Regions from separate parts of the Mus musculus genome. Here region 2 is linked to region 1. The links are chromatin contacts, found by Hi-C or POLR2A ChIA-PET in ENCODE. All regions are on one chromosome and are shown on one strand. Each heading gives the region's core, a stretch centred on a gene start or an enhancer-like site at or near the end of the contact. The rest is flanking DNA. Distances are from core to core; before and after follow the strand shown. Region 1 holds the start of Mipol1 (mirror-image polydactyly 1). Region 2 holds the start of Sec23a (SEC23 homolog A, COPII coat complex component).

What was found. A loop is a pair of places that touch in the nucleus more often than their neighbours do. ChIA-PET counts read pairs that join two places held with the same protein, here RNA polymerase II (POLR2A).
Region 2: a loop to region 1 is called in a map of heart, with 9 times the contacts of the local background. The contact joins the promoter of Sec23a here to the promoter of Mipol1 in region 1. A Hi-C loop is called at or near these places in 1 of 37 maps with a recorded cell type or tissue (heart). POLR2A ChIA-PET finds 5 or more read pairs at or near these places in 1 of 5 experiments (Patski).

What each region holds. Positions count from the first base shown.
Region 1 is chr12:57,227,257-57,232,106 of GRCm38, reverse strand. It overlaps Mipol1 (mirror-image polydactyly 1), which reads right to left and starts at 1,682. Exons shown (of 10, transcript NM_001164370.1): 1 at 1,496-1,682. It overlaps Prps1l3 (phosphoribosyl pyrophosphate synthetase 1-like 3), which reads right to left and starts at 1,695. Exons shown (of 2, transcript NM_001037746.3): 1 at 1,496-1,695. It overlaps Gm40426 (a long non-coding RNA gene), which reads right to left. Exons shown (of 2, transcript XR_872774.1): 2 at 4,464-4,850.
Region 2 is chr12:59,009,518-59,014,017 of GRCm38, reverse strand. Sec23a (SEC23 homolog A, COPII coat complex component) reads left to right here and starts at 2,001. Exons shown (of 20, transcript NM_009147.2): 1 at 2,001-2,172. It overlaps Gemin2 (gem nuclear organelle associated protein 2), which reads right to left and starts at 627. Exons shown (of 10, transcript NM_025656.5): 1 at 405-627; 2 at 1-48. The coding sequence starts at 541.

The DNA.
Region 1 (4,850 bases), core at 433-2,932:
CCTCCATTAAATAAATATATTGCTTGGGCTGTAGAGATGGCTCAGTGGTTAAACGCACTGACTCTTCCAGAAGTCCTGAGTTCAATTCCTAACAACTACATGGTAGCTCACAACCATTTGTAATAGGATCTGATGCCCTCTTATGGTGTGTCTAAAGAGAGCAACAGTTTATTCACATACATAAATCTTTAAAGTATATACATATATATATTGCTATATTATTTTCATAGGATTGGATCTAGGTTGGTTTCTTTCAATTTGACAAGACTACCATGACCAAAAACAAACATAGTGGAGGGTCAGCATCCATCGCCATCCAGGGCAACAAGGCAAAGAGCTCAAGGCTGGAACCTGGAAACAGGAACTGAAGCAGAGACCAGGGAGTAACCTTGCTTACTGGCTTGCTCTCCATAGCATGCTTGGTTTGCTTCCTTAACAACTGCGGTCCAACCTGCCTGGGGCTGAAAAAACCCAGTGATCTGGGCCCTCTCATATCAATCATTAATCAAGAAAATGTTCCCAATCTGATGGAGGCAATTCCTCCTTTAACTACCCTCCTCTCAAGTCACTCTAGTTTGAGGCACATTGAGGTACGGGATGATAGCCTATGTAATGATTATGTAACTAACTGTCCTTTGATGTGAGGTTCATTCCAGATGGCAATACGAAACTTTGCAAAGTGAGGTAACTCGTGAGACAGGTTAAAACTGTCCTTCTTTAGCTGTCTACCACCATCGGGAATTAACGGACATCAAAACGCTCAAGGAGCCCTTCCAAAGGCCTATTCTCTTAGAAACCTAGTCTATTCTTCTATCTTGTAGTGTCCAACTTCAAGTACTTCACCAATACCACTGGGTGGTGTCATCCTCCAGTTAGAAAAGCCAGCTCTTGGCCGGGCGATGGTGGCGCACACCTTTAATCCCAGCACTCGGGAGGCAGAGGCAGGCGGATTTCTGAGTTCGAGGCCAGCCTGGTCTACAAAGTGAGCTCCAGGACAGCCAGGGCTATACAAAGAAACCCTGTCTCGAAAAAAAAACCAAAAAGAAAAAGAAAAAAAAGAAAAGCCAAATCTTGAATGTAGTGAAGGCAGAGTTTGCAGCTGCATCTTACTAATGTAGGCGCCGGGCATACTGAACTACACTGGGGTTTTTGCTCGCACTTTGAAGGGTGAGAACTGTGAATCGCTCAAGTGTCCCGCAAAAGCACAGAGTGGATCCGCGGTCCCGCCAGGACTGAAACCCTAACTCGTCAAAGCTTAGAGGAAAAACAGCCCACACTTCCGAGTCATTGTTCGTCCCTTCTTAACTTTTGAAAGACTATGACGCCATGAGGCCGAAACCTGGAGAAGGAGCGGTGTTGTCACCTGAGGACGCCGCGACGCGGGCCACGCAGCGCTCCTGCACCTCCAGGGGCCGCGGCCGGAAGTCCCGGGCGGGCTGCAGGCCACCCTGAGGTTCTCCCCCCTCCCCCAGCCGCTCCCGGTCCACGCCGTTACCTGAGGAGCCGCGGGATCCTTAAGCGCCCACTCCGCTCGCGTAGTTGCCCGGTCCTGTGGCGCCGCCACCGAGGCAGCCAATCGTCGCGCGAAACGCTGCGCGTGCCCCTGAGTAACCAAAAAGAGCAGAGCGGGCGAGAGGAAGCGCGCGAGAGCACGCGGGGACGAGGCTGCGCGCAGCGAGCATGCGCGAGTCCGCTGGCTGCCGCGGGGCGGGGCGGGACGGGGCGGGGCTTCCGGCGAGCTGGAGGGCTCAAGGATGGTTCCGGGCTGCTGGAAAGGAAGGCGACCTCGAGGTCGCGTTCTGTGGGAGGAGCTGACAACCAGTGCGCGCTAACTGGGGAAATGTGTGGTTCTCGGGCTCATCCCATGGAGTATCTTCACTGGGCAGTGGTTTCCTTCTGTGCGCAGTGCTTTGCGGGGACAGAAGGAAAGGTCCTGCGAAGTGAGCCAGAGTGAGACTTAGACATCGGCCAATGGTTTCAGAAAAGCTTTAAGGCTGGTGACATTTTGACTTCAGGACTAGAAAGGGTGTACTCAGAATGTTCAATCGCAGAACTTAAAAGAAAGGGCTGAACGCCAGGGATATTTTTAAAGCGAAGTATAGGAGTAATGTGGAATTCTATTAGATGATATAGCTGATAATATTCGAATATTTTTCTCCTTTTAAAGAAAGAGAAGTAGTGTCCCTATGCTGCCCTATCTAATCTAGAACTCCTGCACCCCACCCTAGCCACTGATGCTCTGGTAATTTAGTGTTGAGCTATTGAAGTCACTCTAACTTATCTATTTATTGAGGGCATACTACATGCCAAGTAGTCTTCTGGATGCTGGGGTAACAGTAATAATAGTAATTTTTTACACCCACAGCAGAAAATTATATTTATTTTCTGAATTAATAGACAAAGTTCGTGAAAGACTTTATTTTGGCTTATAGCAATACGAGATCCGTGTCCACCATGCTAATAAAGGCAGGATGGCAAAGTGGCTAGCCATCCAGTCAAAAAACAAGAGAATAGAAAATGGAGCTGGGCTCTATAACCAAAAAGCAGTGACCCATTTCCTCTAGCAAAGGTTCACCTTTCAGAAGTGCCACATACTCCACAAAGTAGGTGACAGGAGGAATGAAGCATGGAAAAAAAGGATGAGATGACCAGATGGAAATTATTTGGAATAAATAGAGCATAATACTAAAAAGAAAAAGTTTCATTATTTATGTAACTAATGACTAGTACTAGTGACTTGTGACAGATTCAGGCTTTAAATGCATTTTTAAATTTTATTTATTACTTTACATTAGTCGGAGTTGAATCATATTTTTATGTAAACAAACCACCACTAAAAAAATATGATTATGGTGGTACACATCTGTAATTCTGAACCTTTGAAGAGTGAACGTGAATTCCAGGACAGCCTGGGATACATAGCAAAAGTTTCCAAAAAAGAGGCCACACTAACTTCTAAACAATGAGCCCTAGCAGGGCAGTGGTGGCACACACCTTTAATCCAGCACTTGGGAGGCAGAGGCAGGCGGATTTCTGGGCTCAAGGCCAGCCTGGTCTACAAAGTGAGTTCCAGGACAGCCAGGGCTACAGAGAAACTGTCTCAAAAAAACAAAAAAGAAAAAAATGAGCCCCCATAAAATGAAAAATTGTGTACTTTCAGTATACAGTAGTGTTCCAGAGATTAAGATAGCAAGGGAAGATCAAGTAAGAAAAACACTGAAATTCAGCACAGCAGACATAAAATCTTGAAGCTCCATATTCAACAGCTGGAATTCTTTGGACTCCAATAAGCTTGCACAACCCTGTGGGCACTAGCTCTCTTGCCTATAAGTCATGTAGCCTTCCATCCACACCTGCACCTCAGTGGATGTCCCACAGTTGTAGTATCTCCAACATCACCTCCCAAGCGTCATACAAGAGCCTCTCTGGACCTCTTCAGGTGTGAAGGGATTTGTGCAGGCCTGTGCTATAACGTTCCAGAAAGCTGAGGAGACCAGCATCTTTCATGTGGCATCTTTCATGCCTGATAATCAGTGCCACTCAGACAAAGCTGCCAAGTTCTTGGCCATTTTGGAATAGAGGTGCAGTGGCCACTGTGTACTTTTAAGGCTGATCTGAGAAAACATTGTAATGGGTGCTTGTTTTATGCAGAGAGTGGTATTCTCAGTTCACCCTCTCTCCATTCAGATGAATTTGCAAATTCTCAAGTTGGAGCCTTTGATGGTTGGGTCTTACCCACAGGACACCTTTGCTATTGTCCCAGTGCAGAGTAGATTTCTATTTAGTGCCACAGATCTCTTTAATGATCACAGCTGTTTTGTCAGCAGCCATTTCTTGTCTGCAGCTTTAAACTTGCTCACAAAATGGCACATTTTTCATATCTTTATGTTCTGCTTCCTGCTCTTTCTCAGTGTGGACCTGAATAAAAGCAGTGAGAGATCATGTGTAACAGTCATGCAGCACGGTCTTCATGTGTGACTCTTACAGCAGGAGCAAGGACTGTCTCTGCCTACACTGCCAGCCTTTCTGCTAACTGGACTGCCTCATCTACTGGCAATAGAAGATGCGCCTAGTCTTACTGCAACTTGATATGCCAAGGCTTGTCTGTGGGAGGCCTGCCCTCTTCTGAGAAGGGAAGGAGGGAGGGGTGACTGCAGAGGGAGGGGAGAGAAGAGGGAAGAGAATGAGAAGAGAGGAGGGAGGGGAAGCGTCTTCGATATGGGTGGAAATTAAAAAAAAAAAAAAAAAAGCCGGGGCACACCTTTAATCCCAACACTCGGGAGGCAGAGACAGGCGGATTTCTGAGTTCGAGAACAGCCTGGTCTACAGAGTGAGTTCCAGGACAGCCAGGGCTATACAGAGAAACCCTATCTCGGGGGGGGGGGGGGGGGGGGGGGGGAAGCAGTGAACAGTGGCCATAACATAGCCCTTTTCTGCTGTGACCAAATAGCCAACAACAAAAGCAACTTAGAGAAGGCTTTATTTTGGCTTGCAGTACAGTGTTCACCATGGTAATGAAGGGAGCATGGCAAAGTGCTTAGTCTTCCAGTTAAAAAGCAGAGAACAAGTGGAATCTGGGCCCTACGACCAGTGACCCACTTCCTCTAGCAAAGGCTCACCTTCCAGGTGTCCCACAACTCCCAAACTCCAACAAGCCAAGCTCAGTCACCGATCTTTAATAAGCCACAACTAATAATGGGAGTCGGGGGGAAAAATGTATTCAGCGTGGACAGAATGTGAAGAGGAACATGGAGAGCCAATGCCCTCTCCCCATTTCCCAAGTCTATTTCTAGGACCCTAATTAGAGGGCAGCAGGAAAGCAGGCCCAATCAAAAGTGTGGTTCTGCCCT
Region 2 (4,500 bases), core at 752-3,251, 1.8 Mb before region 1:
GGGTCAATCTGGGCTACCACAACATCTGGACATTGGGCTGCTTCGATCCTACAATTAAGTAATACATACATGATACTTATTATTTCGCTTTGTAGAATAGAGAGATGTGTTTTACTTTATTATGAAATGGGAAATAAAAGTGCAAGCTCCCAATGAAAAAACGAAACGCCTGACACCTAGATGAAAAGCAAAGAAATTTAAGAACACACGTCTTAACGTGCAATCAAGTTCAAAAGTTATCTGCCAACCGTAGGGTGTAATAAGATCTTAAATTTCCCGGACCTCCCGAAAGATAGGAACGCAAACAGAGGAGGGACTGTTGCACACCAAGGGTCAGGCGCGGCACCAGGGCTGTACACAGGGGCACGACAACCAGCCCACTCGCACGGGGCGAAATCACTCACTGCACTCTCCTCAGATATTCCTGAGGCGTCCTGGGGGGGACCGAGGGATCGAAACCTTCCGTCAAGTCACAGGGCTCCACAGGTAACAACCGTGGCATCAACTCTTCCACCGCAGACTCGGCTGGAACCCACGCCATGGTTCTCGCTCCCGCCAGTCTCAATCGGCGCCCAGAGTAGGCACGGCGCAGGCGCCTAAGCGACCTCCGCCGAGGCCACCGGCTACAGGCGCAAGGGGGCGGAGCCACACAAGAAACCTGCTGGTTGCATCAAGCTTATGGCACCGGTGGTGGAATGTAGCGCTCGAGAATAATTCCTGGCAGAAGTGGTTCCTGAAGAGTTTCTAGGTCGCTCTGTCTAATCCCATTTTCTCGTCTAAAGCTTGGGTAGGCGGCAGGGACTGAGGATGAACTTTGAAATCTTTAATATTTTTAAAATTAATGAACAATATCGCTATAATCGTCATTTTTAGAGTACTAAAGCCTTTAACCATTTGTAAACACGTTACATTCGTCTAAATCTTACAACCCCTTAGGGTGGTGTCTTTCTGACTTCGCGGGGAACAGAGTGGATGAATGCAGAACTTTTTGTTTTGTTTTTCACTTTTTCGGATAGCATCTTAAAGTTTAGTTGAGGCTGTTCTGGAACTCATTAGGTAGCTCAAGGAGTCTCAAACTTGTAGTGATCCGATCCCCTGGCCTCAGCTTCTGGAGTACCAAGTATCACACGAGGATAATTTTTAGGTTTTTGAGACTGTCTCTTCTGTGGCTTAGAAGGGTCTACAGTTTGCAGTGTAACGTAAGCTGGGCTGCCTTTTTTTTTTTTTTTTTTTTTTTTTTTTTAACCTTGACTATTGAGATTACAGGCATGAACCATCACCACTAGCCGAGTGAGATACTTAAAAACTTTAAAATTACTATTTTGCGATTGCTTGTGGGTCGGTGAGGAGGTCAGAATACAACTTCTGGGAGTAAAGTTTCTTTTTCTGCCTTATGAGTTCTAGGCAAGTGAGGTCCCTGAGCCAAGCCTTCTCATTGGCTCTTGACAACACACAGACGAAAACCCAAAATTAGAGGAGAATCCGAGCATCTATTTTCTAGCGAATACTTCAAATAATTGTTAACTCGTGCTTCGTTCTTTCTCCTCTTTGGACACGGATACAATGTCAGGAAAAAAACTTGCAAGAGCCTTTTCTATATACTAGAAAACAAAAACAATCGTTCAAGCAAACAGTAGACGTGAAAGCTACATCTGGTGGTTAACATTTTTTTTCTTTTTTTCTGGGGCTAGCAATGCCCTAGTCAGGTATTTTAACCTTAATCCTACACACGGCCTCGAGCGGCCACATCCCACCCTTTATTACTCCGGTTACCTCCCTTCCTCCACCGCCCTGGCTATCGCATCGCTTCCTGCTAGCCCCGCCCCTTCCTGAATTGTCCCCGCCCTCCGCTTTGCTTGGCCGTCTTTCACGCTCGCCCCACCCTCTTTATTACTCCCGGTTCATCTTTTCCGCCACTCAACGCGCCCATTACCTCCTGCGCGCCCCGCCTCTTCCGGGACTGTTCCCGCCCCTTCGCTGGTCGCCCCTCCCCGCCTCCTCCCCTTTGACGTGGCAGAGGCGGCACCAGCCATGTTGTCCTGGCCCAGGCCCTCCAAGAGGCCGGGGGCGGGGCGGGGCCGCCCCTGATTGCGGTGCCACGGCTGCTACAGGGCTTTGGAGCGGACTGACGACTGTGCAAGGCGGAGGCTGTGGCCGTCACGGAGCTTCTAGGTAGGTACTGTGGTAAGGACTAGCGTGGCAGCCACCTCTGCTCCACCGGGGTCTTAGTCGGAGCTGGGAGGCGGGCGGCGGGCCGGAGTGTCAGGATTGTTGGCTCTGTCCCGGCTGTGCTCTCGCATAAGCAGCGGGGCGTGCCGGAGGCTGTGGCCCAGCGCCGAACCGAGATCGCTGAACCCTGTGCTTGTCATGGCGACGGAGCGCCCTCGTCTTTAGTCCTCTTAGTTTAGGTGGAAGGACCGTAGCAGGATGGAGACCGAGGGTCTGAGCATCTGGCTCTGCACCCACCCCCACCTCCTGGGTGACACGCTTTGCCAACCCTGCCCAAGGCTCCTGTGCCCTGGGGCCTCTAGGTTCGTTTCTTGACTGCCCAGGAGTGCCCTAGACTTTGAACCCAGGTGACTACATCACCTGTAATTCGGCCTTGGGCCTTATAAAGGTTAAAGAAAAAACCACCAGGTATAGCTAGTGCCTGGGGCCTTGATTATTAATGATCAGGTTTCAGAACTGAGCAATACCATGCACTGGGGCATTTATTCTGTCTGTAGAGCTTTACTGTTTGTGGGAGAGGAACAGGAAGAGGTAAATAAATCCATAGGTAGAGTAGAGTTGGAGATGTCTAATTCATCTCGTCAGCTAAACTTCTGTCCTGTCTTAACACAACCCCACCCTAAACCACGGATAGCTAGGCACATTTACTGAAAGAAATTTAAATTTAAATGTATACTAACATCTTCCTTCTTTCCAGCATCATCAGAGGGCCTTTGTTTTTTAATTGTTTCAATGACCAATTTTATTATTGCCCCCAAAATTCTCACATAACTGATGTGAAATTTGAAGGCCAGAGAAGTTTATTGCCCAAGAGCAAAAATTTGTTACTCAGTCTATTTCATTGGAAATTTTACAACTGGGCCTGGGAAGATGGCTCAGAAGTTAAGAGCACTGGTTGCTCATCCACATGAATACACACACATACACGGGCACAGAAACACACACTCACACAGAGAACTCACTACTGGCTTACAACCTCTTGTAATACACTTACACACACAGTGCCTCATTACCTATTTACAACGATTTGTAACACACCCACATACCTTTCATCTCAACCCCCAGCTCACTAGTGGTTAACAAGCAACTCCATTGGTAGAGGATCCACCACCCACTTCTGGCTTCCACAGGTACTGCACACACATAGTATACAGGCAGATACAGGCAAAACACCAATAGACAAAAATGAAATAAATATATATAAAAGAAAACTTGCAACTGAAATGTAGGGAGGTAAGGTGGTAACAGATAACTAATTTACTTAAAATTTGTATGTTTTCCCATTAGGAATGCATAAGGGGGTAAAAATGGAATAGAGAAAACCGATACTATGGGAAGCCTTTCAGGATGTAGGAAAGTGTTTGCTGTGTTATGATAAAGTGACATGAGGCTTTGACTCTATCAGGAGAAATTACTTAATTAAAATAGTCATCACTGCAATAAATTATTGAAAAAATGTGACTTTTTTTTAAAAAAATGGCCTTTTGTATCTTTATCACGTTTTAAGAAGATGAGTTTGTAAAATCTGCATTATAACAATATTTCAGGATGTGTGTGTGTGTGTATGTGTTTCAAACAGGGTCTTACTATGGCAGGTCTGGAACTGACAAGAGATCCATCTGCCTCTGCCTCCTACGTGCTAGGATTAAAGTCCTGTTCCAACAAGCTTGGCTCTATTTTTCGGCTAATGTTCGTATTGGATGATCAGGCGCTTGCCAAATAGATCATCACACTAAGGAGGTTTGTGACAGGACTTTGGAGGTGGGCTTTGTGATTCGAAGCGTGAACGGTTACTTTGGAAAGAGAAGGAAGCTGTGCATGACCATGTAGCTGGACAAAGTAAGAACAGGGTGCTGCTTGCTTCAGATGACTGCTGGGCAGTGAGAGTGCTAAGATGTTCAGTGAACAGCAGTGAGTGGCATTGGAGCGCAGAGAGAGGTTGAGAGAAAAAAACTGAGCAAGAGGGATGATACTGTGCTCACATATCACTCAGGTGACGCTTTGTTTGTCCTAATAAAATATGAGGGTGTGGAGTAGAATTCAGTCCAGGGGCCGGAGAGCTGGCTCAGCATCCAGAGCATCGGCTGCTCTTGCAGAGGACCAGGGTTTTTCTAGCACCCATGTTCTCACAGCTGTCTGTAACTCCAGTTCCAGGGAATCTGACATCCTCACACAGACATATACAGGCCAAACACCAGCGGACATACAATAAACATGAATCATTTAAAGAAGCATTCTGGATGGGGGTCCAGTACATAGCCTACTGTAGAA